2 separate regions of the Homo sapiens genome follow, and region 2 is linked to region 1. The links are chromatin contacts, found by Hi-C or POLR2A ChIA-PET in ENCODE. All regions are on one chromosome and are shown on one strand. Each heading gives the region's core, a stretch centred on a gene start or an enhancer-like site at or near the end of the contact. The rest is flanking DNA. Distances are from core to core; before and after follow the strand shown.

The links. Hi-C counts contacts between places; a loop is a spot of excess contacts on that map. ChIA-PET counts read pairs that join two places held with the same protein, here RNA polymerase II (POLR2A). Pooled maps may share reads with other maps.
Region 2: a loop to region 1 is called in a map of OCI-LY7, with 7 times the contacts of the local background. The contact joins the enhancer-like site here to the promoter of PRSS2 in region 1. A Hi-C loop is called at or near these places in 17 of 168 maps with a recorded cell type or tissue (B cell, CD4-positive, alpha-beta T cell, CD4-positive, alpha-beta memory T cell and 11 more), 36 of 37 single-sample maps with no recorded cell type and 20 of 50 pooled maps. POLR2A ChIA-PET finds 5 or more read pairs at or near these places in 15 of 52 experiments (B cell, BJ, GM10248 and 9 more).

What each region holds. Positions count from the first base shown.
Region 1 is chr7:142,769,015-142,774,213 of GRCh38, reverse strand. It overlaps PRSS2 (serine protease 2), which reads right to left and starts at 3,244. Exons shown (of 5, transcript NM_002770.4): 1 at 3,192-3,244; 2 at 2,006-2,165; 3 at 695-948; 4 at 159-295. The coding sequence starts at 3,231. It also overlaps TRB.
Region 2 is chr7:142,806,424-142,811,622 of GRCh38, reverse strand. It overlaps TRB. Among named protein-coding and RNA genes, the nearest start is that of PRSS2, 38 kb to the right of the region's middle. RefSeq lists a cis regulatory region at 2,022-2,913 and an enhancer at 2,035-3,234. Within about 2 kb of position 2,687, at least 10 of the 41 ENCODE cell types and tissues checked have a DNase peak (open chromatin) inside an H3K27ac peak, as active enhancers do; they include B cell, CD4-positive, alpha-beta T cell, CD8-positive, alpha-beta T cell and 6 more, where a contact is called at or near this core.

The sequences.
Region 1 (5,199 bases), core at 1,995-4,494:
CTAAGCAGACAGGATGCAGCCCAAAGGAGTCTTCCTCACTTCTCCATGGGGCACTGCAGGGAGCCTCCTCAGCCCCGCCACCTTGGGAGTTCAAATCATTTTCCCTGGTGGGGCCTGGTTATCAGTGGGAGCCTCAGCATGGGAAGGGGTCAAATCACCTGGCAGGAATCCTTGCCTCCCTCGAGGAAGCCCACACAGAACATGTTGTTGGTAATCTTTCCAGGGTAGGAGGCTTCACACTCAGCCTGGCTCAGCACAGGAGCATCCAGGCACTGCAGCTCGTCTGGGTAGTCGGCTGTGAGGATCAGGAAGAGAACAAAGAAAGAAATGTGGGTTAGGCCAGAGAAAGAGACAATAGTCTAGGATGGAACATTGAAGAGGAACACTGCCCCTGGAGAGGACTCCAAAACATAAGTCCTGGCAAGGGACTCTGGCTTTTAGTTCCCAGAATGATCATTGTTGAACCTCTCCCACGAAGTGATCATAGCAAGTTCTCCATTTGTCCTGTCTTTTGATTTTAGGAGCCACATCCTTGAGAATTTGCATCTCTCTGGTGCCCAGTGCAGAGCCTGTGTGTAATGGGCACTAGAAATGTGTCTTAAGCCTGGAGGCGAGAGGATTTAAGTTAAGGGGCATGGTTTGTTCTGGAAATTGTGGGATGGAGGGAAGTAGAAGGACAAAGGGTCCCACTCACCACCAGAACTCAGAGTGTTGCCCCAGCCGGAGATGAGGGACTCGGTGCCAGCAGCTGGAGGGGCAGTGGGCAGAGAGATGGCGGACACGCGGGAATTGATGACGGCAGGTGAGGAGAGCTTGATCAGCAGGATGTCATTGTCCAGAGTCCGGCTGTTGTATTTGGGGTGGCGGATGATCTTGGCCGCATTGATGAACTGTTCATTCCCCTCCAGGACTTCGATGTTGTGCTCTCCCAGTCTCACCTGGATGCGGCTGATGGGCAGGGCAGGCATGGTGAAGACCTTCTCCCACAGCCAGGGCACCCCTCCCACCTTTCCATGGGTCCTTAAGCTCCCTGCTCATGGACAGCTCTGGAGGCATGGGGTGGGGTGTGTGGCCATATTGCATGGGCAGGAGAGCAATGTGGGTCAGTGCAGGTGTGAAACCCAGGACCTTTCTGCTTCAGAGGTTGGTGGTAGTGGAGTGGGGAAGAGTCAAAGGGATCCCACCAGAGGCTGCTCCTCAATCTGCCTTCCCAGACTCTTTCCCATAATCTCCATGTCACTAGCACTGTGGGCACAAGGAGCTCCTTGAAGTTTTCCCAACATTCTTCACTCCAGGCCTTTGCTAACTGTGCACAGTGCCTGCTCCTCCCTCCATTCTTGGCCTGGTGAGCACCACCCTTCTGTGTAATCTAATCCAAGGGTAGCCATAGCATTAGCATCTCCTGGGAATTTGTTAGAAATGTAAGTTCTTGGTCCTTACCCCCACCTACTGATCAGAACCTTGGGGATGGGTCCCAGTGATTTGTGCCTTAACAAGCCTGCAGGGAGTTCTGATGCATACTCAGGTTTAAGAGTTCTTGGTGTAGGCAGCAGTTCTCAGCTCTGTCTATACACTCTACAGTTACCAGAGGTAGAGTGTGAAATACTCACTGATATTCACACCCTCTTCCTGATAATTTTGAGTTAATTGCCCTGGGATAGAACACAGGGATCAGTATTTTTAAGTACTCATTCTTAGGTGGCTTTAATGTGTAGCTAACCAGCAAAAGTACTAGCCTGCTCTTCTCACTAGCTCTCACCACCCCAAGATCATCCCTGCCTGCTTTTATGACCACAACCCTTGCTGTTTCATGGATTTGCCTGGGTGTGAGGGCTTCCTGTCTTGTGTTCACTCTCTGCTCTGGAGAGTCAGCTGCTGCCAACAAGTTTTCTTTTCCACCATCTCTCTCGTCCGTCCTACCCAACCTCAGTACTTCCCTGGGCTGAATCCAAGCTCTCCCAGGCAGCCTGGCTGGGAGTTTTGCAGTCAGGGGCCCCACACTTACGACTTGTAGCAGTGACCTGCTGACACCACCCACTGTTCGCTGATGAGGGAGCCACCGCAGAAGTGGTAGCCAGAATTCAAGGACACCTGGTAGGGGACAGAATTCTCCTCACAGATGTAGCCCCCAACGATCTTGTCATCATCATCAAAGGGGGCAGCAACTGGAGTGGAGATGGGAAGGGAGAAGGCAAGTCAGTAGCATGTTAGGGGTGGCGCTCCCAGCCTGTGGCTGCTTCCTGCTAATTAGAAAACCTTAACAAGCTCAGTGAGGCTAGGCAAGGGGGGGAGCGCTGCCAGCCCTGGTGATCATCACTGGATGTGGCTCCCAAGTCTCTGTGTCTGCAGGGCACGTAGCTAGGTACCCTGTGGGGGTTCAGATCTCTCCTGGGGTCACCAGGCTGAGGACGCAAGGAATATCCTCACAATACTTCCAGTGGGATAGGATTTGGGATGTGGCTGTCTCAAGCACTGAAGTCTTCTCTCTTTTATTCACCACCTGTGTACTCCACCTGGTTATTTAAGCCCCGGATTGTCTGGCTACTTTGGCCAAGCTAGGAAAACCCCCTGGCGACATCGACTTGGCCATGACCAGTTTCCCCCTCAGCTCAAATCTGCCCAGTGAGGGCAGAGTTGAGGGAAGCCCCAGGCTCACTTTTGCAGAACAAAGGTATACGTTATTATTGGTCAAAACAACAGCAATTCTTAACCTTGGCTGCATGCCTAGAAATGTTAAAAATCACCTGGGAAGCTTAAAAGCCCAGAACACAGGCTGCACACCAGACAATTGAAGTGAGAATTTCTAGAGTTGAGTGTCTTGCATGAGTAATTTCAACCTCCCCAGGTGCATTCGAGGTTAAGAGCAGCTATAGTGGTGCTATTGTGGTGCTGTCAGAGCCAAGCCTGAAGCCTACTGCTTCATTTCATGGGCCAGCCCCACCTGGTCTCCCTTCCCAGCTTCTCCAACCACAGCTCGGATATGGATGAATAACAGCGGTGGGAGTGAAATCAAGGAGAAGGTGGAACAAGTGAGGCTTAAAAAGAGCCCAAGGAGGATGGGAAGAAGAAATGCCAGATGGAGGAAATAGAATATCACAGCACAGTCAAAAGAGGAGAGGTGGCAAGAATGGCAGGGCATGTGTCTGCCAGGGAAGGGTTGGTTGAGGCCTGAGGCAGGGCGTGAAACTCACCAGCAGCTGCAACAAAGGTAAGGATCAGAAGTAGATTCATGGTGGTAGAGTGTGCCTGATTGCTGGTGGAGAACCCGTCTTTATACCTCCCGAGGATGGGGAGAGGAGGTGTCTGTGAGGTGAGGGTCACTGCTCCTCCCAGCACAAACACACCTGCAGCTTTCCCCTTCCTATGGTCTTGCATCAGTATGTTTGGCCACTCTGTGGGTTTGTGATTCACAGGTGATAAGGAAACTTGCCTTCTGAGAGCAGAGAGGGAGACCGGCTGTTTCCTGGAAGGATGCTGATATGGGAAAGACAGGGGAAGCCAAGCCCCAGATCACACAGCTGGGCTTTCTTAGGCCGAGGAGATGAGGGTTAGAAGGAGGGAGAATGGCCTGGCTGTTTAGGAATATATTTTACTATTGGGGTTATATTTAATGTACTTAAGGAAGGGCAAGTGTTGGTAGCAAGCTTGGCTTTTTAGTGTCCTGGAGCTCCCAGGAGAGGGGCAAAGTCTTATCTAACTAAGGCTTGTTCCTGTGAATATGAAGATGCTTCTCTCCAGTCACTCAGTGGGAAAGTCAAATCCAAGGCTTTGGGGAATGAGAATTCCAACATTAAGGGGTAAGGAGAAGAGAGACTCAGCATTCCATAGGATGCTGGGCTTGAAGATGGCTCTCCCTCCTACCACGGCATAGGGATGAGAAGAAGGAGGGGGCACAGGTTAGGTAGGAGCTTACTCAGTGCATCTGGAGGATGGAAAACCAATGGCGCACTCCTCCCCTTCTTCAATGTGAAGACATTTGTCTCTCATGTGCATCCTGTCATAGGTTCTTTTTATGCAGCCTCATGGTTGCCCTTGCAACCTGCACTCAGGGTGATTGAAACTGACCCACCTGCTTGGGGCTGACAGCCTGAACCAGAATGACATGCCCCTGATCACATGTCAGAGTTTGGACCATGGTAAATCTGGGTTATGATTTGATCTGAGAATCAGCAGTAGGTAGGGATTTGAGCACATGGTAAATGGGTGACATATTGGGTTCAATAACAAAGATGTGGAGGGGTGGGTCTAGAATTTTCTATTTTAGATGTAGTGAGATTATACTTGGCTCAGTACTAAGTGAATCTTTCTAGAGAATATCCTGATTTGAGCCCTACCAAGGGTACTAAGATACAGTCGTGTAATTGACTGAGGCATAACCTGGCCAGAGCAGTGTGGAGATGGAGATGCTGTCTGCGCTCAGGTCTAATAATGTAAGGAAAGGAGGGGCTTCCTTATGAGGGTGCTTTCCCTTCTCATCAACTCTGAGCTAATGTTGGTGATGGGCAGGAGTGAGCAGAGTTCAAGTTTGAATTCTTTGAAAGGTAAAAGAAGCAGGGATGTTCTGGAGACAGTGAGCAAAATGAGAAAAGCTCAGAAACTTGCTGGAGAAATCGGACATGGCCAGGGGGCTAGAGGGAGGAAGCAAATGGAAACCAGAGGTAACTGGAAAAAAATACCAAAATAGGGTCCATGGTGTTGAGAGGACACACAGAGTACCTTCAGGTTCAGCTCCTGGCATGGCCACTGAGGCAGCTTCCCCACAGCCAGGAGACCCACTGCTCTGAGGCCCCCTCTCTCCCCGGTACCCTCTCTAATCACTAATAGGCTGATACCTAACGCTGCTATGCTTAGATGGTGCATGGTGCCTGACTGCTTCACGGGAGTTTTCACGTAAGCAACAGTGGTACATTGCTCTTTGTTTATGCTGAGTTTCGCAGTTTAACTTCCCACCAACGTGCTAATGGTGACTTGTGTGGAGCAAAATTATTTCCATTTATAGAGGAAGAGACTGAGATTCAGAAGGATTCTGTCTTGCCCAAGAATACAGATCTTGGCAGAGCTGACCATAAGGCCAACAGAAGCCATGGAGAGCATTGTGAAGTGTGGGAATTGCTGCACGTGGCATCTAAAAGGAGATTTATTGAGGATCAAGGCAGAGGTCCCCAGAGGACAAACTGTACATCTGATTCCTTCCTGGTG
Region 2 (5,199 bases), core at 1,438-3,937, 38 kb before region 1:
GTTTTAAAAAATGTCCTGTTGTACTATCTTGTAGCCCTTCCTTTGTAGCAAAGACAGACAGATGGTGATCCAAGAGATACGCAAGAAGAGGACCGTGTGTGTAATGGTTGAGCTCTAAAAAAGAGAAATCACTTGGATGGAAATGAAGGAGAGGAAAAGGCTGATGTGGATGGCTGGGAAGAGGTTCGATGGTTACCTTGGCAACTGAGCTTCCTTCCTCATCCCCATCCCTCCCTAGTCCTTGTTCTTAAAAAGATTTTCTTTCTAATGTCCCTTCCCCTCCACAAGGGGGCACAAGATGTCTTAAAATACTCCATTCCGGGCATCATTTAACCTAGATCAATCCAGACACGTGCATATTTCTAGTATCATTTAATCTGAAGTGGAAAATCTGAGATGTAGACACAGAGTGATCAAGAACATATGGAATAATGCCCAGGGGTCCCTACTGAACTTTAAGGATCACCTATGTATTAAGCAGCTATTATTTGCTGGACACAGTGAGTCATTTTGAGGATTAAAAAGAAAAATAAAATGTACTCGAGATGGTGTTGGGCACAGTCATAGCATGATTTAGTCAAAGCACTTGATTTTTGTAGTCTAAAAATTTGCTAGTTGTTATGAACTTGACCTAGTTATTTAATTTTACTAAGTTTCAAGTTTTTCCCCACCTATAAAACTTGCCTCATTGAATTGTTATGTGTATTAAATGAGATGGTGTTTATAAAGCCCTATTACAAGCTCTAATTTTCAACAGGTATTATTTTCCGCTCCTTAAGCTTACAAGATTATTTTCATTACAACTTACCCAAGAGGAAGACTTAGTTAAAAAATTTCAAATCATAAACTACAAGTATGTAATAAATATTAATATTTAAAATGCTAAACATGCTTGGATGGCAAAACCATGAAACTTGAACCCTATGCTGTGCCTATTCAGATGCTGATTCTGTAGGGGCTTTATACAGCTTCAGAATCCTCATTAATAGAGAAATGTCTCAGGCAATCACCACTAGTCAAGTAGAATTAGTAGAGACTTGAGGCAGATTTTTCCTTCCTGTAATATACTGCAAAAATTCTGGAAAACTTCACAAAGGACATAAAATTGTAGCTAAGTTTAGCTCTTTAGGAGGCTAATAGTTATATAAGCAAAATGACATTGCAAGCAGGAGAGTCAGTTTGTGTAGAAATGTGCAGGTCTATGTGAATATTGTAAGTTTTAGAGAATCTGAAGAAAAAAAGTCCTGATCATTGCACAGAGCATCCTAGAGACAGGTGAGCATTGAAGGAGAGGCTTGAAAGCCACCTAAATTCAGCAGAACAAATTAACATCCTCCATGTTATCTGCTCTTATTCATGCAAGACTGTTCATTCCCATAACTGTTTCCATACCATCTAGGACTCAGAAATCCACAGTCATTATAATTCCAGGGGACAAAGGAAAGCAGTTTAGGATGACCGATCCTGTTCAGACATGCTGTCTCTTGCCAATAATTCATCAAACTCACTTGCCCCTTTAATCAGATGAGGCTGTCTCTTTTCTAGGAGAGCTTCCAGGATTTGCATCTGATTTTGCAGATGTGCAGGATGACTATTTCCATATATCTCCTTCCCTGGCCAGTTGCACATGGAAGATTCAGGGCCACATGCTGGTGGCCAGAGGCACTCTCCCCAAGATGCTTCTCATAGATCTCAGCCACCCATGGGACTTATAAGGAGATACCCTTGTGCCTCTAAATAGATCTCAGCCACCCATGGGACTTATAGGGAGTCACCCTGGGGCCTCTGGACAGCTTGAGTAAGATGAAGAATGCCCGGGGTTGGGAAGCTGGTAATACTAAAATTAGGCGACTTCTTATTTTTGCCCAGGATTCAGTGGTTTGGGATAAGAATGCTACAATCCCTTGAGCTCCTGCAGAGCAGGCTTGACCTATTATATACCTGGTAATTTCCCACTACTTACTTTGGGGGTTTCTGCCTCTCTAGTTTTTCATTCTGTCTTGCATTATGTTCTTCTAAGATGTGTTAGAAAATATTCATCACACAGACCTTACAGGCTTTAGCAACTACAGGAAAAAACTACGAGGAGCCAGTCAATGCAGTGCACAAACACTGGCTCAGACATCCAGGGACTGTCCGTTTTGCAGTCTGTTGGTTATCTAGGGCTACCTCTCCTGTGACTCATCAGCACCTCTCATTACATGAGTGGAAGGAAGTGGGAGGATACATGTGGAGGGAGGTGGAAGGGAGTTTGGGGGGCAGGTGGGAAGAGAGAGTTGCCTGAGTGATGTGGGACCAGAAGGGATCCCAACTGGGTCAGAGCAGTTATTGCAGCTGTTTTTCATTCTCCACTATCTTCATGGTGCCCACTGTGGCCTTTGATCTTGTGCATAACCTCCAGCAGGTGTAAAGATGTGTTGGGGGAGGGGAGGCCTGCACATGGATCTGGGATACCTAGATTCCCCTCTAGAGACCCTGCCCCTCCCCTCTGAAGTTCTATTTCTACTGCCAGGATGCTAACCAGGGGCCCAGGTAGAAAGAGCAGCATAGGAGGGGGTTGGGTGCCGGATGCGGTGAGTGTGGTTCTCATGATGCTCTGAAGGTGGGTGGGTGGAGGGAGCAACTTTCACAGGCACCCCAGATGCAGGACCCAGTAAATGTCAAACCACATCCTGTTGTGACTGTAAGAGATGGAGCTAGGGCAGGTGGCTGCTGTGGCTTGGTGCTGATGTGACTCAGAGATAAACAGCCCGGCAGCCAGCACTGGGCTCAGAACCCCCATTCCTACCCCAGTTGTCAGCTATTACCTAAAAGACCCCGATTTACATCTCATTACTTCCCACCTTTTGATTCAGGGCCACTCTCCTTTTTAACACAATTTTCTTGTCATTCATGGCCCTAGACCTTTTTGATGGAGGAGGGCCAGGGAACAGGTGTCAGGGCTCCAGTTGACTCTTGCTAACTGTGGGACTCCAGTGCCAGTGCTGTCCTCTTCCACCATCAGACTGTCTGAGACTATGTCACAGATATGTATGATTTGAGGCCAGGAAGAGCTTAGCTTCTCTGAGTTCCCATTCTCTTGGTACTTCAGAGACTGCAGGCTTTGAATCAGAGAATCTGAAGAGCAGAGTTTGAAGATTCTTAGAGATCACTTTACCCAATGTCCTCATATCACAGAGGAGGACATATAAGCCCAGAGAATAAAAATGAGTTGTTCAGAGCCATGCAGCTGGGGCCAGAGGAGGACCAGAAGCTAATTCTCTGTGTTTTAGCAGCTCCTGGACTTCAGACAAGGCTTGGGGAATGTGGGGTCTCTGTTGAGCTGTGATCTTGCTATGAATTTCATGAATCACTCTTATAGTAATGAATCAGGCAAGATGATCATATCTGAGATGGCATGAGGATAGAAGGATAAATATAATGAATCACAAAATTAGAATCCTGCAGAATCTTAATAGGTTGGAGAGATAAGCTGAATAAACATGATAAACATTCTCTCTCTCCCTCCTCCCCCACCAAACAGAGAAAACCATCTATATGAACACAGGAAGGGGAATATGTGAAAGAAGGATATGTGAAAAAACACCCAGGGGGTGAGTCAAAGTGAGCTCTGTGAGTCAACGGGATGGTGAGCGTACAAAAAGTAGATAAATTGTCCTAATGGAACCAACTAACGTATAAGATGTTGAGAAAGAGGAGGCAAAGTTCCCCCTTTACTCTTTGTAGGTCAGAACCCACCTGGTGCTGGGTCAGGTCCTGTACAACACATTTTTTAAAAGATAGAGGGATAAAAACAAACTTTAATGTTTTCAGAAGGGAGTGATTGGGCTATGGAAAGTAGGACGTGCTCAAAACTGTGCCCTATAATAACAAAATTGAGAAAACTGAAAATGTTTTGCCTGAAAAAAATCTTCAGGTTGGTAGTAGTTATAATAACACCTAATACTTACTGATATTGTTCTAAAAGCTTTACATGTTGTGTGGGTTAAATGAGATAAAACGATCTTATGAAGTTGGGCTTGTAATTGAGCTCATTTTACAGCAAGGAAAACTGAGTCTCAGAGGTGATCACTTGCCCAGGGTCACATAGTTGATAAATGACAGAACTAAGGCTTAAACCCAGGTCTCTGCATTACAACATCTTCTTTGCTACGATAATGTTTTCATCCATCCACTACATGCTTTTTTTCCATTCCAAAAACTCAAGTTTTAAAGTTTCTAATGATTCTGTCTCGCATAGATTTATGGGTTCTTGCCAGAATATGGGCACTCTGTTGCATGTAGACACCTGAGAGGGCTTTTGGGGGGACTATAGGGTCCCAGAGATAAGTGAATAGCAACTGTAGGTTGGCAAAAAGGAGCTGAGAATTAGCTTTACATGTTGTGTGGATTAAATGCTCATATTCACAGAGGGCAGTTGAGATCAGTTGCAGAGCAAGCTGATAAAAATCCTTTGGAAATAGTCACAGGTGTAGGCTCATTTTCAGATCCTTTTTGCTGACCTACAGAAGCCATTCACTCATTTTTGGGGCCCCATATTCCCCAAGAAGCCCTCTCAGGAGTCCACCAGCAGCAGAGATAAAGACTATGGATAGAGATGGGAGAGAAAGGCATGTAGTTGAGTCTATAGGAGAGGGGGATGGCGAATAGAAAATATCATGTCTGTTGGAGGGAGATGATTCATAAGTTCTGCCACAATAAAAAAAATAAAAGGACAGGCAGAGATGTAGGGATGTTAAGGAACCCAGGAACTTCAAATTCACAAACACAGACAGCAAGAAAAGGAAGGCTTCCAGATAGGAGGAAAGAACATTCAACCCTAGAATAAGGCAGGGAATATGTTGTGTTTGAGTCTAGGTGGGTTGGGTAGTCTTAGGTTATGGGGTCCCAAGCCTCAGAAATCAGCTTTTTGGGAGCCATGGGAGTTTGCCACAAGCAATGGAAATGAACTGTGATTAAAACTGTTGGCCATGCTTCATGCCATTCTATACTATGAGTCTTCTTATATAGCATAGGGGAGTTTCTAGGACATGGTAAAAGTGAACCTGGTGATGAGTCTGAGATGTCAGTAGAGAAGCAGAAAATGGATTCACTCATGGGTCCATGGCAAAGCTGAGTTCACCTCTGGGTTTTAGCCATTCCCGTGATCTCCACCAGCATCTCCCAACACCCCTAAATGAAAATATGGCTAGACATCTT